Regions from separate parts of the Mus musculus genome. Here region 1 is linked to region 2. The links are chromatin loops, found by intact Hi-C in ENCODE. Cell type or tissue: left cerebral cortex. All regions are shown on one strand. Links, peaks and the distances in the headings refer to the core of each region. The heading gives the core; the rest is flanking DNA.

Region 1 (5,394 bases), core at 280-5,279, 2.0 Mb after region 2:
CTTCAGCATTTTTTGTAATGCACTTAGAGCTATGTGAATAAGAGCTAAAAAAGTGAAAACTTCAGCACGCGTCAAGAATTCACGGGGCAGCTCTGCTATGATCCAGTGATGCTCAAGTCAAGGAGACATTAAGTATGCAAGGAATTAAAGAGGAAGGGTTTCATCCGCTGACAGTGGTGACTGTGAGAAACCATATTTCAATCCTAAGTAGATCAAATTGCAGTTAAGTAAGTACATGTGTCTCGATTAACTAATCAACCATTATACTTGGAAAGGCTAATTAGGTAGAGTTGAATTGTAGCCTATCATAAACTAGTGATTAAATAAGAAAAAGAAGAACATTCAAAGACCTGCCACGGTGAAACAGCAGTAGAGTGAACTGGGTGCTTTATGTCTTCATTTCTCTTTATGCAACTCCAAGGTAATCTATCTCATGGACCTGATAGTTTTAAAACACTATTAATAAAGATCGTGCCACTCAAAAGGAGCGAAGCTTCAAGCAGGAAGTTTGAAAAATATTGAATAATAAGTACAAAATTTTTGACTTAAAAATATGAACTTATCAGAATAAAACTTGTGAAACAGAGAAGGAAGTTTTCATGGTAAGCCGTAACCAAGTTTGGGGTTGGGAATGTGGGAAATTAGTGGGCACATTGAGGTTGTCGCTGCTAAGGAAATCATGTAGTCCACATAAGGACAGACAGCTTCTTTTTCATAGACATTTTTTATTAATCATTTTATGTCTTTACATTTTAAATGTTATACCCTTTCCAGAATTCCCCTCCACAAACTCCCCATCCCATCCTCCTCCCCTGTGCCTCTATGAGGGTGCTCCCCTACCCACCTACCCACTCCTGTATCACCACTCTACCATCCCCCTAAGCTGAACATTAAGCCTCCACAGGACCAAAAGTCTCCCCTCTCATTGATGCCAGACAAGGCCATCCTCTGTTAAATATGTATCTGGAGCCATAGATCCCTTCATATGTACTTTTTGGTTGGTGGTTTATTCCCTGGGAGCTCTGGGTGATCCCGTTAGTTGATATTGTTCTTCCTACAGGGTTGCAATCCCCTTCAGCTCCTGCAGTCCTTCCCCTAGCTCTTCCATTGCTTTCAGTCTGATGGTTGGCTGTATCTGCAGCTGTATTAGTCAGGTGCTGGCAGAAACACTCGGGACAGCCATACCAGGCTCCTGTCAGCATGTGCTTCTTGGCATCAGCAATAGTGTTGGGGTTTGGTGTCTGAAGATGGAATGGGTCCCTAGGTGAAGGGCTTTTCATTCAGTCTCTGCTCCAGGTTTTGTCCCTCTCTTTCCTTTGGACAGGAACAATTCTGGGTTAAATTTTTTGAGAGCCAGAATACAACCCACAAACCATATGAAGCTTAAGAAGGAAATAAGACCAAAGTGTGGATACTTCAATCCTTCATAGAAGGGAGAGCAAAATAATCACAGGAGGTAGAGGGAGGAAGGGATCTAGGAGGGAGAGAGGGATCGGAAGGGAGGGGGAAGGATCAGGAATGGGAAGGGACAGGAAAGAAGTCCAGAGGGTCAGGAACTTGAGTAGAAATATGTAGCAGTAGTGGGTGGGAAACTAGGGGTAGCCACTAGAAAGTCCCAGACTCCAGGGAGGAGAGAGGCTCCCAAGACCCAAAGGGGATGATTAAGACAAAATACCCAACAAAGGGGAGATAGAACCTGTAGAGACCACCTCCAGTAGATAGTTATGCCCCCCCCCAATTGAGGGAAGAGGCAGACAGGTTGTTTGTTTGTTTGTTTTTAATGAACATCTTTGCGTAAGACTTACCCTTGGGATTTCTTTATAAGAATGTTAAGTCTTAAAAGCTACTTTTTACTTCTTATTCAAATCTACGTATCATCAGACACACCATAAACTCTATTACGTATTTTCTCTCCTTCATGTTTTATGGTGTGTCTAGGGTTTTCAGAACCATCTGAATATATACCAAAATCTGCAAATGTCTGTCACATAAACTGTTCTACATTAGAACTTGAACATTATCTATGCATTTCTCGCCATTAGCATTCATCGTATCTGAGTTACTTACTATGTTGAATCCAATGTCTAATTGGTTGATATATATTTCTAAGTAACTCGTGTACCTATGCCCTACAGATTATTTTCAACCTTTTTTTTCTTTTTTTTTCGCATAGTTAGTTAAATCTGCTGATTTGGAGCAGACCGAACTAGAGGAGAGACTGTACCAAGATAAAAATCACTGTGGAAAATAACACCCTTTTCACTTGTATTTTGAATCTAATGAATGTGGATAGAATTAAACTATTAATAAAATAGAATTCCACTATGATTGTTCCCACAAGTGAGATCCTTGGGATTTGAATTAACAAGATAGGCCTCTATGGTAAAACCCTATCTAATTCAATTATAATTGATACTTCTTTCTAAATTGCATGGAGGAATACGATATTTCACACAGGAACTCTGCACCACACATACATCATGTAGTGGTAATTTATGTCAGGCTTTTTAACGCTCTGCTCTTTCAAATCAGTTCAAGACTCTATAAAGGGCTGATTGACAATCCTTAAGACCTCTTGCTTACGTGTATCGATAACACAGGCATCCACTGTGCAAATTTCCGCACAAGCCCGGAATTTATGTGTGAACTATAGGCATCCTGAGCTGATGACAACAGGGTATTTGTTACGCTTGGTTTCCAGGGGAACGATACTTTACAGAGACCCCACTTATGCTGCTCCATGCGAAGCTGTCTCAAAATCGCCTTCAAAGAGCCCTTGTCTCCATCTGTGAGCTGAAGGTAAAGTGCTGTGAAGGCAGCTGCTAATGAGCTGACTCGCCTCCATCAGGGCAGGTCTAAATTTACTTCTGCTGTCCCCCTAGGGAACTGTCAATCCGGAATATGAGTGAGAGGAGAAGAAATCTTTGCCCCTTCCCAGGAGTGTGGCGCTCACGCTAACGCACTTGCTAATTTGCTAAATACAATAAAGAATGGATAGTTAGAGGAAAACCCATGTTAGCTAAATGCTTGCTTCCCAGCTTTCCAGTAACAGCTTCTCCCAGACATGCCTGCTACCTGTGGCCGGAACTCCATTCTGTCACTGTACTCGGTCCTAATTACAGAGTTTTGCATAGCATACCCTTAGCTGGAGCCTGTATTGCCTTGCTCCCATTGTTCCTTTATCAGTGAAGTATTTTAACAGCGGCTAACACAACCACAAATGGATGTGCCTGGGATCAATTGTCTAAGACACACTTTGTTCTGGCGACTCTCATTAGTCAGCTGTGCAAATCCTGAGAGTATGAATGGCGGGTGGCCTTCATTCTTGGTGCTGTGACGTGGAGCCACAATGAAGCTGTGTTTGGAATGTGTGTTCATGGATGGTGACAATTGTATACATTCTGCTTAGACTGGAGTAAATCAGTGAATGTTGGTGTACTTTGACTTGATATGTGTGGCTTGTCACGCTTCCTGGAGCTGTGATTCCAAAGGATGTAAAGAGATCATTCTGCCTTGTGAATTAATTACATGAGAGGGGATGCTTGCCATCACTTGAGTTTTCCTCTTGTTTATACATCTGCTATGCCTCATCTAACTAACCTTATTATCTCCTCCTCAAAATAAAAAATAATTGGCTACATTTTATAGCACTCAATTAGGAAAAAAAAAAAAAAGCTTTGGTGAGGCTTATAGATAATTTAGGCTTCCAAAATTATGTCAGTCCTTAAGAATACCATGGAAATCGTGTCAGACTATATTATATGTTGTAAGAGAAGGAGTGATATTTCGAGATTGTGTGCATCTGTGTCTGTACAAATACATGCCTACATGTAAAGGATTTAAGATGGGAGAGATGTCATAGTAAAACTATAAGAACAAGTTGTTCTAGTTTCACTCTGTTGTAATAAAAGTCTGACCAAATAGAACTTGGTGAAAGAAGAGTTGGTTTGGCTTACATTCCAGGTCACAATGAATCATTGTGGGAATTAAGAAGAACTCGGGTAGCAGTATGCTGCCTCACTCATAGGTTCATGCTTAATCATCCTTATTATATAGTGCAGTACCATCTTCACAAGAAATGGTGTTGCCCAAGTGGGGTGGACCCTTCCCCATAGATCATCATTCAGGACAACCTCTAACAGGCTCAGGCAGAGGCCAATCCCATCTTGATAAAGACTCAATTGATGTTCTCTCTTCCCAAGTGACTCTAGTTGATGTTAAGTTGACGATAAAATCTAACCAACAACAACAACAACAAAAAAAAAATATCTCTTTCAGAATAGTTGAAGGTAATCTGAAAAATAGCAAAGCCAAAAAATTCCAGTGGGAGGATAGGCACTTGGACCTGGAGAGACTTGTTGCTCCAGTGAAGAAGGATGCTAGAGGGGTGAGGCAGGAGTGGAGGGGGGAGCACCCTCTTAGAGGCAAAGGGGAGGGGGGATTGCAGAGGGGAGACCAGGAGGAGAGAAACATTTGAAATATAAATAAATAGAATAACCAAACACACACACAAATACATTACACACACACACACACACACACACATATATGTTATTAGTTGGAAAGAAATCAAATAGATAAGAGCACATCCAAAAGAAAGTTGAACGATAAGGTAAGTAAAGTTTCTCAAAGACCTCAGAGTCGTGCCCTGAGTAGCAGAGATAATAGTCATTTACGGAACACAGAGAAAAAACATACCTCAAAATGTTGTTCTGACAATTATCCTTAAGAACTTTTTGTTTCGCTCAACTGACAGTGCTATATTGAGAGAAGAAATGACAGGTGATCCTTAAAAGAAAATATGTAAAGTCTCCATGGTGCATAGACATGAGGACCTTCCAAAGATCACAGCCACTGGTAGTTTCCTGTAGAAGTGCTCTGATATGATGTTCTTGCTGAGGAGGACATTATAAGAACTCTCTCTTCTTTCTCCCATATGAATTTGATGAAGAACACACATCTACAAAATTATGAAGACACTCAGAATTCAGAACCCCCAAGAACTGCTATATGGACGCTCCTTATACATCATTAAATAAAGTCTCATTTAAATTGTTCTGCCTTGACTCTCTTCTCCCTTTCTTGTTAAAAGTGCCTCGTTTTCCAGCACAATCTTATTCCTACCCCTTAGGGGTATTTTTTCCCTTCCTTCATGAAATCTTTTCCTCCTCTTGATTTAAATCCCAGAATCTAGGGAATGACCTTGAAAGAACTGACATGTCTCTTGACCTAAATGTCCAAATGAAAAAACAGCAGCAATTGATTTGTGTCAAGTACGTGCTGCAAAATAATTCAACACAGTGGGCCTGTCCATGCCCTCAACGGGAAAACTCTTAAAGACTGTCTTCATTGCTCTTCCAACAAAAAAATGACTATGGCCAGACACATACAAAA
Region 2 (5,394 bases), core at 57-5,056:
GAGTGTCATCCAGATTTCTCTGTATTCTTATTTCAGGGGTGCCTTCAGTACTTAGGTTGTTTTACTCAAGAACTGAATGGTCATCAAAAGTATTGCAATAATTTGCAGTGCTTCATACTTTATGAGACCCAGAACAGTTGAATATCCACTATGGATACACAATATGCCATTGTGTAAATACGCTACATCTGATTGGATCTGAGGCCCACTCATGAAGTGACTCATCCTAGAATTTAGGATTTTGCTGCCTAGCATAAATGTGTAGTTATGGTAGGTTGTAGGATAACCCCATTAAAACTCTCTTCTCTCTGTGTGTGTCTCTCTCTTAGTCTCTTGCTGTCTCTCTGTCTGTCTGTCTCTCTCTTTACACACACACACACACACACACACACACACACACAGAGAGAGAGAGAGAGAGAGAGAGAGAGAGAGAGAGAGAGAGAGAGAAACACATACACAAACTCACATATATATTTAATAATATTTACTTCAAAAGCATTTTAGTGTTAATTATCCTTTTCCATATTTCTTTCTCTATCCTGACAACCCATGCCCAATAGCACTTACCCCTTCGTGTTCAATTGTTTCCTTTAACCTTTAATATCACTGTGCTCTTCCTCTTCCCCTTTGGATGCTGGTTACTGAGTTGTTGGCTTTTATGGGTATATGAAGTGAAAAAAAAAAAAACAGGCATCTGAAGGTTCAAAACTAGCATCCGTACATGAGAGAAAATATGGGACATCTGTCTTCCTGTGTGGAATGTTTTACGTAGAATGATTTTTAAACAGTTGACTATCCACTGTGAATATCAATATCCCATTGTGGAAACACACCGCTTCTGATTGGATCTGAGTCCCCCTCCATGAGATGAGATGCATACCCAACAGTAGTAATGGGGCCAAGTACGCACTAGTTAGGTTCTAGGTCTAGGGGAGAACCAAATGCTATTATTTTGCTAATAAATAAAATATTTAAATGACTTCTAATGACTTACTACTATAACTGGAGATCACTGCATTGCTCCACTCTCATTTGGGGAAAGTGTCTTCTTGCTCTAGATGGTAATTAGTACAGAGAGCTTCAAAGGGTCAATGTGCAATGAAGAAGAGTGGTGTAGTTCTTATACTTAAATGGGATATATGCACCATACCCTTCGCTTGAAAGCTCAGATAGCTATGAGAGAGTATACATGAATACATTGTATACAAGAGGTGATGGATAACTGCAAAGAGTTTTTTGTTTCTTTGTTTTGTTTTCTGGACAGAGCAGAGCTATATCACAAACAAAATCTTAGACATTTTGCCAGCATACACAAGATTTGTGCAAACTCAAACCAGAAAAAAATCTAATCATTGCAAGGAGAAGAAAGGGACAAAATTCTCATCAGTAGCTGAGTTGCTATTGCCATTTGATGCTGATAAAAGGAAAAAATTCAGTTTTATTTAATGTGATTACTTGCAGGTGGGCCACACCTAAAGGCAGGCTGTACCACCATGAATAATTAGACAACAAGAAAAAAACTGAAAGTGATCCGGAAAATGTCTGAAAATTCAGTTGGGTGAGTAGAGAGAGAATATTTTGTAATTACATCTAAATAAAGTATATGAATAGTTACATACATGTGCACAGAGCAGGAGGACTTCAACACTGTACATCTAGCAAATAGATATAGTTAAGTGTTTCTTAGTAAATACATAGGTATTATTGGAACAATGGAATGAAGTAACAAAGTTTTATATTCTATTGCCAGGAGCAAAATAATATATGTATATCGAATAAAATAAAATTTCATGTCTATGGCTTAAAGTACAAAATTATTATTATAATGGAGAACCCAAAAATTTAAAATAATACAGCCAAGTAGGTTTAAATAAATACATTTACCAATAAATTTAGTCAAAAAAGAAAGTAAAATATAAGCACATAATGCAAAATAAATTATAGTTTCATTTTCTGTGATCATTCCCCTAAGTCATTTGACTTAATTTTATGAGGTTAAATGGCTTCAACATCTGATATCTGTTATCTTTTACTTATTCCATCTTTTCTACTTATAAATCAAATTTTCACTTGCTGTAAGTTACAAATACATTGGTGTGTTCAATGTAGTGTAGGTTTCATTCTTTAAAAAATTGCTAGCTCGTGCAAAGATTCTACTTTGCTACTTTATTGAGTACACATATAAGTAGTGACGTTTTAGAAATGCAATCCTATTCCTAAGTATTTTAAATATTTTTATGGCAAAAATCACTGGGAACTATTCATTCATTACAGTTGCTTATGTTCTCAGTTCTATTAAAAATCTCTCTAGTATTACAAAATCTACCGGAAAACCCACCATTTCCTCGTTTAAAATTCATGCTGTCTTTTTCAGAAGGCAAAGCAAAGATAAGCTATTCTTGGTTTCTGGTACTTCTTACTGTAGCAGCTGAATTTTTTAGACATTGATTTTTTTTTTCTTTCTTTCTTCGGGATAGTTCAGCTGCTGTAAATGAAACTAGTCAGACAGCAGAGGGAGCCCAAGCCGCCAGCCTTGTTCACAGGAGCCCTGTTACATCATCAAGCATGCTAAGTAAGAAAGCACACAGACTGTGCTAATGTAAGTGGTGTTTCAAGAAAAGCTTCAGTTTGGATTTATTATTTATTTACTGCGGATTCCATCAACTACTTTAAATGTTTCCTTAACAACAATAAAACAGGATCAATTTCTACAACCGTATCTTGAGAGAAAAATGAGTGTGAGGGAGAATGCAGAGTCCGGTCCAATTTTGTGGACTTTGTGCTTGGAACTCACATCCTAACTCCCTCTTCTGGATAGGAACACACCCACAGTCATTGCCACGGTTGGACAGCACTGGCATCTTACACATGGCGAAAATCTTTTCTGAGTCACTTTGCAGTTTTTTTTTTTTTTTCTTCACAGTTCCATTGTTGTTTCCGTTGGAAAAGAAATGGGTATAAAAGTATGAGCTGGAGATAAGCCAATGAAGTTTAAAACTTTGTCTTCAGCAAATGATAGAAATCATTTAGTTTCACCAGCCCCACCACATACGATGCAGACATATCACTAAAGAAGCCCAGTCCGCAGGACCTCCTCGAGGAAAACCTTGTATCTGGTCTGAATTTGCTAGTGAGATATTAATCATGCTTATCATGTGCCTTTGAAGAATACAAAAAACAACTTTCCTTTTATAGAACCATAAACTACTTATGAATTGCATATTTTATATTCATAAGATTATAAAAATTATATTATATTTGTCATAAATATTTAATGCTATTGTTTAGATTTTTGTGGTATATTCTCTAATAGTAAAAAAAAAATCTCTATTTTGTAAGAGGGGAAGACTTTTTTCAGCAATTTATTATACCAATCAAGCCAAGAGGTTGTCATAATTCCTTTTGAAAAATCATTGCAACGTTATCATGCAAATGTTAATTACTATTGTTAAATTTTCATTTAAAAATAAATCACAGCTAATTTTTAAACAGTGTATTTGCAGAAATAATTATGCCTTTATTCACAGCTTTGTATAATGTATACCTCTAGCTGAATCCTTCCTAACCAGTGTTCCTTCCATTAATTTGTTTATTGATAAAATACTGCCTTCATTTCTACAACTCCTTTTACTGACATTACTTCCTCTAGCAATCTGATGAGTTTCATACATCTTTATCCGTTATTTGATTCATTGGCATTCTCTTCCTTCACCTTAAACAACTGCTGAGGGAATATATATATATATATATATATATATATATATATATATATATGAGAGAGAGGAGAGTATATATTTGTATGTATGTATATATCACATGATCATTCCAGTTATACATAGTACGTATTATATTAAAAACACAACACTTTAAAGAATTTTTCACTTCACTACTATCTGCCACTTAAAGCTGATTAGGCCATTGTCACACACAAAGACATCATTAAAGTATAAGCTATTATCTTTGACCAGACATGCAGTAAAAATAACGGCTCATAATGACTGAATTATCTGCACTGACTTTTTCATGTCATAGATAATACTAAATACAGTTTTACTATAAGATAGTATATATAAAATATGTGTTCTCAGAACTATTTTTTTTTAGATATCCAAATACAAGTATAAGAAAATTATCACATTTTCTTTGAGGTAGGGTGGGAGTTTTTTCCCAATTCCTTTCCGAGGGGTTGGGGTTTTGTCTAGTTTAAACTTACACAGGTCATGTACATGCTTCAGTCTCTAGGGGTATGTATGTTTGCCATCCTTGTTGTGTATAGATGATGCTGTATCTTTAGAGTATCTGATCCTTAGCCCTTACCATCTTCTGTCTCCTCTTCCATGTAGATTTCTGAACAATGAATGGAGCCGTGTGATGGAAAAGAAAACATATGTTGTTTTTTCCAATGTAGTGACATCTGATGTATATACTACACTCTAGGACAGACCTCATGCTGAGGGGTATTTGGCCAACACAAATAGAATTCCATGCTTTTTAGTGGGTTTGTTGTTGTTGCTGGTGGTGATGGTGGTGGTGGTGGTTGTTTGGTTCATTGGTTGCTTGATTGGTTGGTTGGTTCGTTGGTTGGTTCATTGGTTTGTTTACTGGTTGTTGTTTGCTCTTGGTTTTGGTTTTGGTTCCCTTTATTGTTATTTATAATTGGGTGGGTAGGGATAAGGTGTGGTGTGTGAAAAACTGGGGTTTCAAGATATAATGGTAAAAAATATACTGTATGAATCAAAATTTAATCACATTTTCCTAAGAAAATATCAGATATTCATGTGTTCTATTTTGTTGTGCTTAAGGACAAGTAGCTTAATGCTTTGAATACAAATCATGGAGGAGGAAAAGTATGGCTTAGTAGTTGAGTATACTAAGAGAACCAGAGGTACCTTCCCAGCATTCACATCTGGGAACTAAAAATCACCCTTAGCTCCATTTCTAGGGGCGCTGTGCTTCTTTTCTGGCCTCTGCAGGCACTGCATACATATTAAAAAAACCCACCCACATACATACATACATACATACATACATACATACATACATATATACATATATACATACACACACATACATATATGTATAACTAGCTTAAAAAATTATCTTAACAGAATGGAAAGGGGTTCATAAAACGTTAGAGATCTTGTCATGTGAACCAGTACCATGTGTAAAATGTGTCCTTTTCTCTTAAGTTTTTACATATTTTTATTTTCAGTGTCTTTGAAAACTCCCAAAGGTGCTATGTACCTCCTGAAGCTGCTGACAGAATATTTATGTGGATGTATTGACACACCATATTCTGCAACAGCATTTGGATAAATATGAGATATCTGTAGGCTTTTGTCAGATAAATGTAATTTTATTGGCAATAATCTTTCACCTTCATGATCATTATTC

What was found. Peaks named below come from ENCODE experiments on the same cell type or tissue, not always from the same donor. Only the 100,000 strongest peaks of a DNase experiment are listed, where the experiment ranks them.
Region 1: a loop joins it to region 2, with 7 times the contacts of the local background. A loop is called at or near these places in 9 of 42 quality-filtered maps.

What each region holds. Positions count from the first base shown.
Region 1 is chr16:79,174,896-79,180,289 of GRCm38, reverse strand. No RefSeq gene overlaps it. Among named protein-coding and RNA genes, the nearest start is that of Tmprss15, 86 kb to the right of the region's middle. In left cerebral cortex, for the core only: no CTCF peak of the experiment used is centred there; a DNase peak (open chromatin) is centred at 2,702.
Region 2 is chr16:81,172,909-81,178,302 of GRCm38, reverse strand. No RefSeq gene overlaps it. Among named protein-coding and RNA genes, the nearest start is that of Ncam2, 25 kb to the left of the region's middle. In left cerebral cortex, for the core only: a CTCF peak has its summit at 2,509 (motif pointing right); a DNase peak (open chromatin) is centred at 2,530.